Regions from separate parts of the Homo sapiens genome. Here regions 1 and 3 are each linked to region 2. Evidence: chromatin contacts called from ENCODE Hi-C or POLR2A ChIA-PET data. All regions are on one chromosome and are shown on one strand. Each heading gives the region's core, a stretch centred on a gene start or an enhancer-like site at or near the end of the contact. The rest is flanking DNA. Distances are from core to core; before and after follow the strand shown.

What was found. Hi-C counts contacts between places; a loop is a spot of excess contacts on that map. ChIA-PET counts read pairs that join two places held with the same protein, here RNA polymerase II (POLR2A). Pooled maps may share reads with other maps.
Region 1: a map with no recorded cell type shows a loop between it and region 2 (18-fold over the local background). The contact joins two enhancer-like sites. A Hi-C loop is called at or near these places in 4 of 37 single-sample maps with no recorded cell type and 4 of 50 pooled maps.
Region 3: a loop to region 2 is called in a pooled map, with 2.3 times the contacts of the local background. The contact joins two enhancer-like sites. A Hi-C loop is called at or near these places in 1 of 37 single-sample maps with no recorded cell type and 1 of 50 pooled maps. POLR2A ChIA-PET finds 5 or more read pairs at or near these places in 1 of 52 experiments (PC-9).

The regions. Positions count from the first base shown.
Region 1 is chr12:14,155,513-14,159,567 of GRCh38, reverse strand. No RefSeq gene overlaps it. Among named protein-coding and RNA genes, the nearest start is that of GRIN2B, 180 kb to the right of the region's middle. Within about 2 kb of position 2,292, at least 2 of the 41 ENCODE cell types and tissues checked have a DNase peak (open chromatin) inside an H3K27ac peak, as active enhancers do.
Region 2 is chr12:13,171,424-13,175,270 of GRCh38, reverse strand. No RefSeq gene overlaps it. Among named protein-coding and RNA genes, the nearest start is that of EMP1, 23 kb to the left of the region's middle. RefSeq lists enhancers at 1,509-1,558, 2,764-2,813. Within about 2 kb of position 1,575, at least 21 of the 41 ENCODE cell types and tissues checked have a DNase peak (open chromatin) inside an H3K27ac peak, as active enhancers do.
Region 3 is chr12:12,472,702-12,476,496 of GRCh38, reverse strand. It overlaps DUSP16 (dual specificity phosphatase 16), which reads left to right. Exons shown (of 7, transcript NM_030640.3): 7 at 1-3,215. Among named protein-coding and RNA genes, the nearest start is that of DUSP16, 88 kb to the left of the region's middle. Within about 2 kb of position 1,401, at least 7 of the 41 ENCODE cell types and tissues checked have a DNase peak (open chromatin) inside an H3K27ac peak, as active enhancers do.

The DNA of each region.
Region 1 (4,055 bases), core at 1,043-3,542, 980 kb before region 2:
ATAAGGTCTCCATAAATGTTGGTTTTAGTGTCTATGTTATTTTGACTAAATTGAGGTGAAGAGGTACTATATAGTTCTTTTTTTCTTTATGTTTGAACTTATAGATTATTTGTGATAATATAATTTGTATATATTTCATATAAAATTAGGTTCAGCTGTGTTACAGAGGCCTAAAATGACAGTGGCTTTAAAAATAGAGATTTTTTTTTCCTTTTTCAAGTAGAAGGAGGTAGGCTGACCAGGGCTGGTGTGATTTTTCTACTTTGAAAATTTTCCAAGAATTCTGAATTCTTAGTTGCGCTTCTGTCATCTTGAGGCTGTGACCATTATCCTCATGATCCCAAACGCTAGCTATAGCTCCAGTCACTAACTTCACATCTTAAGAAGTAGTGTGTAAGAATGCTTGAAGAAGAAAGTGGATGGGGAAAGCAAAGGGTATTAGATCATGGCTTTTAAAGGAGGTCTCCAAACTACAGGGTGTCTCCATGTATATTCCATTGTCTAGAATTAGTCAAATGTTCAGACCTAGCTGCAATGCAGGATAGAAAGTGTATTCTTGATTCTCAGTGGACATTTGCTCAGCTGAGAATTGCAAATCTATTTGCAAATCTATAAAAGAATCGGTAGAAAGCATACTGGGGGACACTGGCACACATCTCCACATTATGCAACTTGTTTTTAAAACTGACTCAACTCATTGTGGTGTAAATCTGAATGATTGATTTGTCCAATAACTTCCACCAACTTTTCTCTGCCAAGTCACCACTTTCTCTTGGGAACCAGCTCCCTTAATGGTAGTTCAGTCTGATTTCTTTTACTTTGGTCACTTTGGGCTATTCAGAATAGTCTTGTTTCAGTTTGTGAGCCCTAGTCCTCTTCATTTTAAAACATTATCTTAATCTGTTCCTGCTGCTATAACAAAATACTGAGAGTGGATAATTTATAAATAACAGAAATATGGGCAGGCGCAGTGGCTCATGCCTGTAATCGCAGCACTTTGGGAGGCAGAGGCAGGCAGATCACAAGGTCAAGAGATTGAGGCCATCCTGGCCAACATGGTGAAACCCCATCTCTACTAAAAAATACACAAATTAGCTGGGGATAGTGTCACGTGCCTGTAGTCCCAGTTATTCGGGAAGCTGAGGCAGGAGAATCGCTTGAACCCAGGAGGTGGAGGTTGCAGTGAGCCGAGATCACGCCACTGCACTCCAGCTTGCTGACAGAGCAAGACTCCATCTCAAAAAAGAAAGAAGAAAAAAGAAAAACGGAAAAAGAAATATATTTTTCGCAGTTCTGGAGGCTGGGAAGTCCAAGACCAAGTTGCTGGCAGATTTGGTAGAAAGTAGAATTGCTCTGAGAATGTATTCAATAAAGAGTTTTAAATTTAGTAAAGGAGAAACAAGCAGAAAATTTGAATATTAAAATAAGACAGTTGCTTTTGGTGACGAATTACTTTGTATATACTGGTTAAACATTTTTGAGAGAGTGGAGATTCTACTTTCTACAGTAGCAACACAAATAAGCTCAAATAACCTGCTTTATTAGATTTACCACAAATAACAACATATCTGCTCTATTTGGCCAGAATTGTAGGTTTGTTATCACAGCAATTTTCTTAGTGTTATATATTTTTCAGTGGATGTTTTCCAACATGTTCTTGGGTTCACATTATAGTACAACATTACTCAGTTTATAAGCAAATTGAGAATTAATTATCTACATTTTATTTAAACAACAGTCTTGTAGATGTGTAGTATGAGTTACAGTAGCCAAGACAGCAAATCCTACAACATTCTGTTGTCTCATTAATTACCAGACATCATCTATACGTAACACCAAACAAATCTCTCAGATTTGATGTCTGGTAAAATTTCTCTCTCTGCTTTCAAGATGGTGCCCTGTTGCTGCATCTTTTGATGAGGACAAACTCTATGTCCTCACATAGCAGAAGAGAAGAAGGGGCAAACTCACTTCCTCAAGCCCTTTTGTAAGCACAAAATCTCATTCATAAAGGTGAAGTCCTTATGACTTAATCACCCTCCGATGGCCCCACTTTCTAATACCATCACCTTGTGTATTAGCTGCTAACATATGAATTTTGGAGGGATGCATACATTCAAATCATAACAAACATCTGTCTGATGCTTAATTCAAAGCTCTCTCACTCCTCTCTCCAGTTCAGGTTTCAGGGGCCTAGAGGAAGGGAGTGAACCCTCTTTAATTATCAGGCCCAGTGAAGCATTGAATTGTGACAGTGTGTGACAGCAGTCATGTTTCACTTCCCTTTGAGCTAAATCATTTCATCTTAAAGCCACCTGCTCTGTGGGCTCTAGAGTAACTGATGCCAAGTAGCCATAAAATGCATTGCACTGGACATCATAACTCATACACTGTAGTTCAACAACGTAAAGCCAATCACTAACCAATGTTAATTCCATAAATCAGTGAGAATTCCTGTCTAACAACTTTGTATCTGCCCACTCCTTCTCCCCTTTTGCCTTTAAAAACCTGCTTGTAACAAAGACTAAATAGAAGCACTCCTCAAGGCAGCTTAAATGTGTGTCCCAGGTAGCCATCCTCAACCTTGGCGCAAATAAACTCTCTATGTTAATTGTGCCTTTATTTCTTTCTTTAGGTCAACAGGGTGGCTGTCATCACCTGCTCTTTCCATCTCCCTCCTTCCTCCATTGCTTACCTCCCTGAGACTGAGTCAGGAACAAGGCTGAGGGATGCAGATGGTGGCACCTCCCCACGTTTCTTTTAATCATTCTCACTGTCTGGCTGGTTGCTTGAAGGGTAGTGGTTTGCCACTGGTAGTACTGGGAATGACTTTAGATGCTCCTGATAAGGCTCCATCCCAGGTGCTCTGTTGGCATTGGTATTGAGGACATCTGTCCTCCAAGGTTCCCTACTGAGGGTCTGCAGCAAATTGTAGAATCCATCTTCTGCATGCCTCAGGAAACAGAGACCCAAGGGAATCATCTGTGCCCCTCCCCCATCGAGCTATACCCCTGAGTCCTGCTCCTTGGTGCTCCTTCTCTTGCTCTGGGGCAGGTCAGCAAGCCCAGTGGCCTTAGGCGGTGGCTTCTTCTCCTCCTCCTCCTCCTTCTCCTTCTTTTTCTTCCTCCTCTTCCTCCTCCTCTTCTTCCTCTTCCTCCTCCTCCTCCTTCTTCCTATATGTTTGCATTATTTAATTTTTAAATTTTAACTTTTATTTTAAATGTGGAGGGTGCATGTGCAGGTTTGAACCCAGGTTGTGAGCATAGTAGCCAATAGGTAGTTTTTCAACTCACACACCACTCTTCCCTTGCCTCCCCTCTCTAGTAGTCCACAGTGTCCATGTTTGTCCGTGTGTGCTCAATGTTTAGTTCCCACCAATAAGTGAGAACAAGTGGTATTTGGTTTTCTGTTCCTGCATTAATTCACTCAGGATAATGACCTCCAGCTCCAACCATGTTGCTGCAAAGGACATGATTTCATTCTTTTTCATGGCTGTGTAGTATTCATTCCATGGTGTATATGTACCACATTTTCTTTATCTGATCCACCATTGATGGGCACCTAGGTTGATTCCATGTCTTTGCTATTGTGAATAGCACAGTGATGAACATACCAGTGCATGTGTCCTTTGGTGTAATGATCTACTTTTCTTTGGGTATATACCCAGTAATGGGGTTGTGGGGTCAGATGGTATCTCTGTTTTAAGTTCTTTGAGAAATCTCCGAACTGCTTTCTATAGTGGCCAAACTAATTGACATTCCCACCCGCAGTGTCTAAGTGTTCCTCTTTCTCTGCTGCCTTGTCAGCATCTGTTGTTTTTTGACCTTTTTTTTTTTTTTTTTCTTTTTGAGAGGGAGTCTTGGTCTGTCACCCAGGGTGGAGTGCAGTTGTGCGATCCCAGCTCACTGCAACCTCCGCCTCCCAGGTTCAAGCGATTCTCCTGCCTCAGCCTCCCAAGTAGTTGGGATTACACGTATGTGCCACTATGCTCAGCTAATTTTTGTATTTTTAGTAGAGATGTGGTTTCACCACGTTGGCCAGGCTGGTCTCGAACT
Region 2 (3,847 bases), core at 326-2,825:
ACACATTTTCTAAACCACATACTGAACTAAACCTAACTTATTTTCCTAAGCCTTAAATCAATTTGAACTGGGTTTAAGTATAAAAATATGTAAAGATGTTTTTGATGCAGGGTGTGTAATTTTATACATATATAAACTGAATTGGGTACTAACTGGAATATCAAAATATGCCTAGAATCAAAACAAACAGCAGCTTGAGAATTCAGTTCTAAATTGATTAAAAACAAAAGGAAATGGGCTGGGTGCGGTGGCTCATGCCTGTAATTCCAGCACTTTGGGAGGCTGAGGCGGGCAGATCACTTGAGGTCAGGAGTTGGAGTTCAAGACCAGCCTGGCCAATGTGGTGAAATCCTGTCTGTACTAAAAATATAAAAAATTAGTCTGCCATGGTGGTGCACGCCTGTAGTCCCAGCTACTCGGGAGGCTGAGGCAGGATAATTGCTTGAACCCAGGAGGCAGAGGTTGCAGTAAATCAACATCACGCCACTGCACTCCAGCCTGGGCAACAGACTGAGACCCCGTCTCAGAAAAAAATAAAATTAAAATTAAAAAATAAAAACAAAAGGAAATAAACTCACAGTTAGTCATTGATTGATGATGATGATGATGATGATACTATACTTCCTGATACTTGATTCTCAGTATAATGACATATGTCCTCCCAGGGTGGACTGGTACTGGGTTTACCCCTGCAATGCTCTCAATACCTTCCAACTGGAAAATCTACCTTCTGACTGGTGTGGCCTTTGAGAAATGTGTTGGGCCCAAGATCACAGGGAGGATTAGGCCCCACATACAAAAACAGAAGACAGCTAATTAACTTTTTCAACTTAGTAATCATCAATTTTATTATTAGCATATTAACCAGGGATTATGCCAGTTTAGGTTTGTGTGTGTGTGTGTGTGTGTGTGTAATCAGTATGTAGACATTATTACATGTGCAAATGTAATAATGTTTTAATAATGTAAATAATTAGCAACTTAAATTAACCTGTTTTGTCAGAATGTATTGTTTAGAGGCTGGGAACTCTTAGGGGAAAATAAAAATATGGATCCTCACCAGCTGAACCAGTACAGAGTGAGTTAACTGTGTTGCTTAAAAATAGAGAAGGTATGGGGAATAAAGATCACTTTCACACTTCCAGAGTGACATGGAAATTGGGACTCAGGGACAGTCTCTAAATGGAAAAGGAGGAAGGTTTGGGAAAGTGGGGAGGTGGGTGGACCTGCACCTGGAGCAGTCCTTTGGCAGATCTTCCTGGAGAAGGTGAAGATGCTGGCAGAGGGAAATAAAGGGTTTAATTCCCTGCAGCCAGGAGTTTGACAATGGCTCAGATTTTCAGAGATGTGACAAACCAAGAGGACTTGGCCACAAGGCCTCAGTTTTCTGTGGTTTCAAATTTACTCATCTGAGAAACATGGGACCTTCTAGCCATTGTAAAGAAACAAACCCAGCGATCCCCGAGAGAATGAGTTGCTGATTCAGAAGCTGAAGAAAGAAAGGACTGTGTGACTCCTGGCTCCTTCCCCTTCCGCATTCTGGGCTCTGTTCTCAGCTCCGCTGAGTAAGTCTCGCCGCCTGTCCTGCTTGATCTGCCTGTAGTCTCAACAGTTCTCAGTGAGGCTCCTCTAAGGGGCTGAATCAGATTTATGCAGGTCTGAGAAGAGTGAGTTCCTGCAGACACAATACCTTCTGAGTTTCTGCTCAGCAGCACAGTTTGAGGTGTGGCCTCTACACATACTGCATACGTAAAATATCAGCCCACCTGGGAATGATTTCTTAGAGTTAGTCTGGCCCCACCTTGAAGAGTTTAACTTGGATTCCATTTGTCTTCCCCCTGTCCTACTTTCCCCTGTGGCTGAGAGAGGATTTTCCATTTCATGTTGCAGACATGTGAGGCATCTCAGTCCCGCTCCATTCGTCCACACATCTGGAAGAGCAATGCTCACATCTGGAGCCCATTCTCAGCTGGAAGATGTCTTTCGACATTCTTTTCTTTGAAACCCAATCCATGTAACCTCTTGTTCAAAAGGGCCTCTGAACTACTGGAATCATTTGCAGAGGCTCAGGAAAAAGTCCTTAATTTCATCCCTACATGGTGGAATTTATGACTCAAACCAAACCCAACATTCTGTTTCTGATTGCTTTTTTTCAATAATGACTCTTTGGAGCTACGTGTTTAAAAGGACAGAATTTCTAGCCTAGGACACATACCAAAGGAAGGTGAAAGCAAGCTGTTCAGTAATCACCAGGGCGAGTCCATTGAAGCTCTGTAAGTTTCAACAACCTAGGTCATTTCTTCATCAATAAAATTGGGATTCGTTGTTTAAAAATAGACACAGGAGTGTGTGAGGATAAGGGAGGTAACATATCTGGACATGCCTTGTCTCATACCTGTGTAGGGTAAGGATAGATGGAGAAAGGGGAAGGGGTTTGTGTCAGGCTGAGACAGTCTCTGCATTTGCTCACTCATCTCTCCGTAAACCCATGAAAGACCCCAACATAGGACTCCATGACGCCCCACTGAGCAGGAGAAAGGAAGAAGTCTCAAGAACACAAGACCGAATCGACAGTATTTGATCAGCATGCATGCAAATTACCCAGTCATTCTGAAAAACTACAGCTTCTGTTTCGGTGGTCTGGGATGGGACTGAGGTCTGCATTCCTAACAAGCTCCCAGAGGCTGTCCATGCTGCGAGTCCCCAGATCATGTTTGGTACTAGAGAAATGGGCCCCAACTCAAAAAATTCAACCTCTGCTAACAAGTGAATTTGTCATTTTGCCGGGTCGACTCTAATTCTCAAGCCCAGCCACTGGACAGAGAGGTGTGGAAGGAAATGAAATTCACATTTCTGAAACGCAGAAAGGCCAATTCATCTCCACCTTTACCCTCTTCTGCCGGAAGGCAGGAGTCACGCCAGCCTCTTGGGTGTGAAGGGAAAACTAACTGCCTTACTTTACCCCATTCCCTACCTTCAAGTATTTCCCTGATTGTGTCAGGTTTATACCTAGTGGAGGGAATGACACAACTATGGATGGCTGCCTTTGACCTTCAGCAATTGCCCAACTCCCAGCCAAGCTGCTGGGAGAGGAAGACAGGCAGCCAGTATTTCCATGGGGGCACTGCCTGCCAGCTCCTCCTGCCCCTCAGCTGTGTTGCCTGGCAACCAGAGGGTGGGAGAAAGGGAGGAATGCAAGTAGGTGAGGAGGTAAGGGAGAAATTATGATGACAGGAGACAACAGCCAAGGAATCCTAGTCACACAGACACACGCCCAGCAGTGTGGAATGTTAGTGAGCCTCAGAGGGAGGGCGCCAGTGGGTGTGAACCTCGAAAGCAAGAGGCCAGAAGTGCAAAAACATTCATTTTTTCCATTTTATTATTTTTTAAATACCAATAATAAAAAAGGAGAAAAAAAATCCTACTTCTTAGATGAGCTGGCAGGCAGGAGGAAAAAACTGGAAACCTACTTATAAAAACCAAGGGAATCATTAAAGGGTGTGGAGGGGGCTAGGGAGAGATTGGTAAAAATCCTGTGCTAAAAACTAAGACATGTCTTGAAATGTGGCCAAAAAATTGTTTGTAGTAAGATTCTAAAAATCTGAAGTGAGATTTGGACCAGACAGGAGGTTCTAGTGGCCCCTGAATGAGGAGGGGTGGGCAGTTCCCTGTGGCCCACCCACCACCACCCTACCGCCCCATCAGTGTCTTCCTGGGCAGAGGACACCCCAGTCCACAGGAGGGCGAGGAAAGTGGTAGAAGAGTTTTGATTCAAGTTGCAATTATGGAACTTCAGTTTTCTACAGAGGTTGAAAGCCTTAATTCGGACCCTAAAGAGTCCCTTAAG
Region 3 (3,795 bases), core at 152-2,651, 700 kb after region 2:
GTTGTGCTACTAAGAGATCTCAAATATTAGTCTTTGTCCGGACCCTTCCATAGTACACCTTAGCGCTGAGACTGAGCCAGCTTGGGGGTCAGGTAGGTAGACCCTGTTAGGGACAGAGCCTAGTGGTAAATCCAAGAGAAATGATCCTATCCAAAGCTGATTCACAAACCCACGCTCACCTGACAGCCGAGGGACACGAGCATCACTCTGCTGGACGGACCATTAGGGGCCTTGCCAAGGTCTACCTTAGAGCAAACCCAGTACCTCAGACAGGAAAGTCGGGGCTTTGACCACTACCATATCTGGTAGCCCATTTTCTAGGCATTGTGAATAGGTAGGTAGCTAGTCACACTTTTCAGACCAATTCAAACTGTCTATGCACAAAATTCCCGTGGGCCTAGATGGAGATAATTTTTTTTTCTTCTCAGCTTTATGAAGAGAAGGGAAACTGTCTAGGATTCAGCTGAACCACCAGGAACCTGGCAACATCACGATTTAAGCTAAGGTTGGGAGGCTAACGAGTCTACCTCCCTCTTTGTAAATCAAAGAATTGTTTAAAATGGGATTGTCAATCCTTTAAATAAAGATGAACTTGGTTTCAAGCCAAATGTGAATTTATTTGGGTTGGTAGCAGAGCAGCAGCACCTTCAAATTCTCAGCCAAAGCAGATGTTTTTGCCCTTTCTGCTTCACTGCATGGATACAGTTGGTAAAATGTAATAATATGGCAGAATTTTATAGGAAACTTCCTAGGGAGGTAAATTATGGGAAGATTAAGAAAGGTACAAATTGCTGAGGAGAAGCAGGAAACCTGTTTCCTTAGTGGCTTTTATCCCCTCGGCATGCGATGGGGCTGATGTTTCTATGATTGCCTCAGACTTTCACATTTACTAGTAGGGCTGAGAGAGGCTTTAGTGAGGAAGGAATATTCAGAATAAAACGGTTGAGAAAGCTGAGAAGACCATTGAGTTTTGATCAGTTGTGAATAGAGTGCAAAGCCATGGCCAAGCTGTTTTTGGAAACGCTGGCCGGCGTGTCTTCAGTGGAAAAAGCAAATCAAAATGGAGCGAGAGCAAAGGGGCGTCCTCAGTCCTCAACCTACAATCACTGTATGGAATCGGTCCTGGCAGCTGAACATAGGAGGTCACTGGAACAAGTGATAGTGCAGATTGGCTTTCAAACATCCTCCTGGCTTGAGTTTTATCAGCTACAATGTGGGTCCTCTTTTGAAGCCTTAATTCACAACAGCAGCTTTTTGGGGGTGGGGCTGGGCGGGTGTTGTCATTGTTCTTTCCCTTCCTGTAAGTGTCGCTAGTTGCTGCCTCGTATCTCAGGTTTTTCTCTGTTTTTGAGAAATGGACAGTTTTTTGACCAGGATGTGACTTCATGTTTCCTATGGTGACTTCTAAAACCAGCACAGAATGATATGACTCAACACAGACCGACTTGGTTATGGGGATGATGAGCCGCACAGACCTCACTAGTTGTGCACAAATAATGTGCTATGATGGGGTGTAAAGTGAAGGCAGAAGAGGGTCAGCCGCATTGTTATGATACTGGGAAAGTGCTGGTCAACGATTTGAGTTAGTTTTTAGATATACATTGAAATCTTTAATCAGACATTCTCAAGTTTCACACAGTAGTTTTTGATGTTATGTACACACACACCAAATGTGTAACAGTTCACCACTTCCAGAGTGTGGTCATGCCCAAAACATGTTTAAGAAAGGAAAGCAGTAGCTCCTTGCTAACGATGTTTCAGGAGGTTTGGGGGACTTGGTTTTAATGAGCTTCTGTCATTTAGGGCTTCTCTTGGCCATGGTCCCCCTTCCTTCTGGAACTGTGATGTAGTCACATCCTACAGCCTTTAGTGCTGGTTCACTAGTGTCAGATAATCAGTTCTTGGAATCGAGACTGCCGTGGCGAAGGGGTGGCCTCGGAGGCAGGCTCTGGAGCTGCTTGGATGTCTTTAGGTGGGGTGGTGGCTGGCTCTCTTCAGCATGTAATTGGGGAAACCCTCGCGTCTACTAGGGGTGATACAGATGGTGATTTTAAAGAGCAAAACTAGACTTCTATGTGAGAAGTGCTGGAAAATGATTTAGGACATGTGTAAAGTTAGATGGAAAGACTGTAAATGTTTAATATGAATATAGTGTTCTTTTGAAGTAAGGCCAGCTGTTGAACGGTTAAACTGTGCATTTCTCATTTTGATGTGTCATGTATGTTAATGTATGAAATGATTAAATAAAATCAAAACTGGTACCTGTTTATACATAAATACGAGAAAAGACCTATCTTTGCAGCCATAAACTCGGTGGGAACACCACCACTCAAGTTGCCAAAGGAGGCAGTGGTGAAACCTGTCCTGTTCTCACTTAAATGAGGATTTAGCTCAAAATAAAGTGGTGGTGTCATCAGGTTTATTCCGTGTTCTGTCATTCACATGGAACACCGGATGATTAGCTAACAGTTTAGTGCCAGCCTTCATTCTTTACTGTGTACGTTAAATGCACACTACAGTGAAAAAGCCTAAGACACTTGGTAAATATTTTCTAGCTGACTGATTCCAGAACACACAAGTACATGGTAGGAAAAAAAAGGCCAGCTACACACACATGGCCCATTTCGATATAACATGTAAATGATGTTACGATTCCTACAGGAAAAACAGGAAGGGCAATTGTTGAAGAGCTGTCCTTTGTCCTTGCCACATACATCTCAACAACCTCTCTGCTCATGACACTAGATTTGATGACTTATGAGACTAGAAACTTAGTCTCATCAGTTTCATAAAAATTAGGCATTGAAGGAATAAAGCTTCAGTGCAAACAGATGGAATATTGACTACAGAAAGAATCACAGGTGACCTTGAAGTTGGTTGAGTTGAAGTTACATTTAAGAAAATTTATAAGAAAGATTGGGCCGGGTGAGCTAGACTAGAAGAGCTATCTTGGCCAGGACCCTGCAGAAAAAGAGGTGGAAGTGAGATAGAGGAATAAAGGGAATTAGAATAAATCAGCCTCCAGAGATAGAGGGTAACAGGAGGAACAGTTGTTTCAGTGAGAGGCTTCCAATGAGAAGATGCAGATCTTGGGAGAGCCTGAAGTTCAGGCCAGTTGCTGACAGTGCTCGGAGCCCCTTCATGACCAGCCTCAGCAGGCTATTGTTGGAGGACTGGTTTGGATGTGACAACTACAATTAGACCAGGAATTAAACTAAGAGGGGAGGCTGGGGGCGGTGGCTCACGCTTGTAATCCCAGCACTTTGGGAGGCCAAGGCAGGTGGATTACCTGAGGTCAGGAGTTTGAGACCAACCGGGCCTACCTGGTGAAATCCCTTCTCTACTAAAAATACAAAAATTAGCCAGGTGTGGGTGCCTGTCATCCCAGCTACTTGGGAGGCTGAGGCACGAGAATTGCTTGAACCTAGGAGGTGGAGGTTACAGTGAGCCAAGATTTCGCCATTGCACTCCAGCCTGGGCAACAAGAGCGAAACTCCATTTTAAACAAAAAATAAACTAAGGGGAAATTAGTGAGAGGTGACAGCGCACTGGCAGCCCTCACACCCCTCACTCACTCTCAGCACCTCCTCTGCCTGGGCTTCCACTTTGGCGGCACTTGAGGAGCCCTTCAGCCCGCCGCTGCACTGTGGGAGCCCCTTTCTCGGCTGGCCAAGGCGGAGCCGGCTCCCTCAGCTTGCCGGGAGGTGTGGAGGGAGAGGTGTGGAGGGAGAGGCATGGGCGGGAACCGGGGCTGCGCACGGTGCTTGCAGGCCAGTGCGAGTTCCAGGTGGGCGT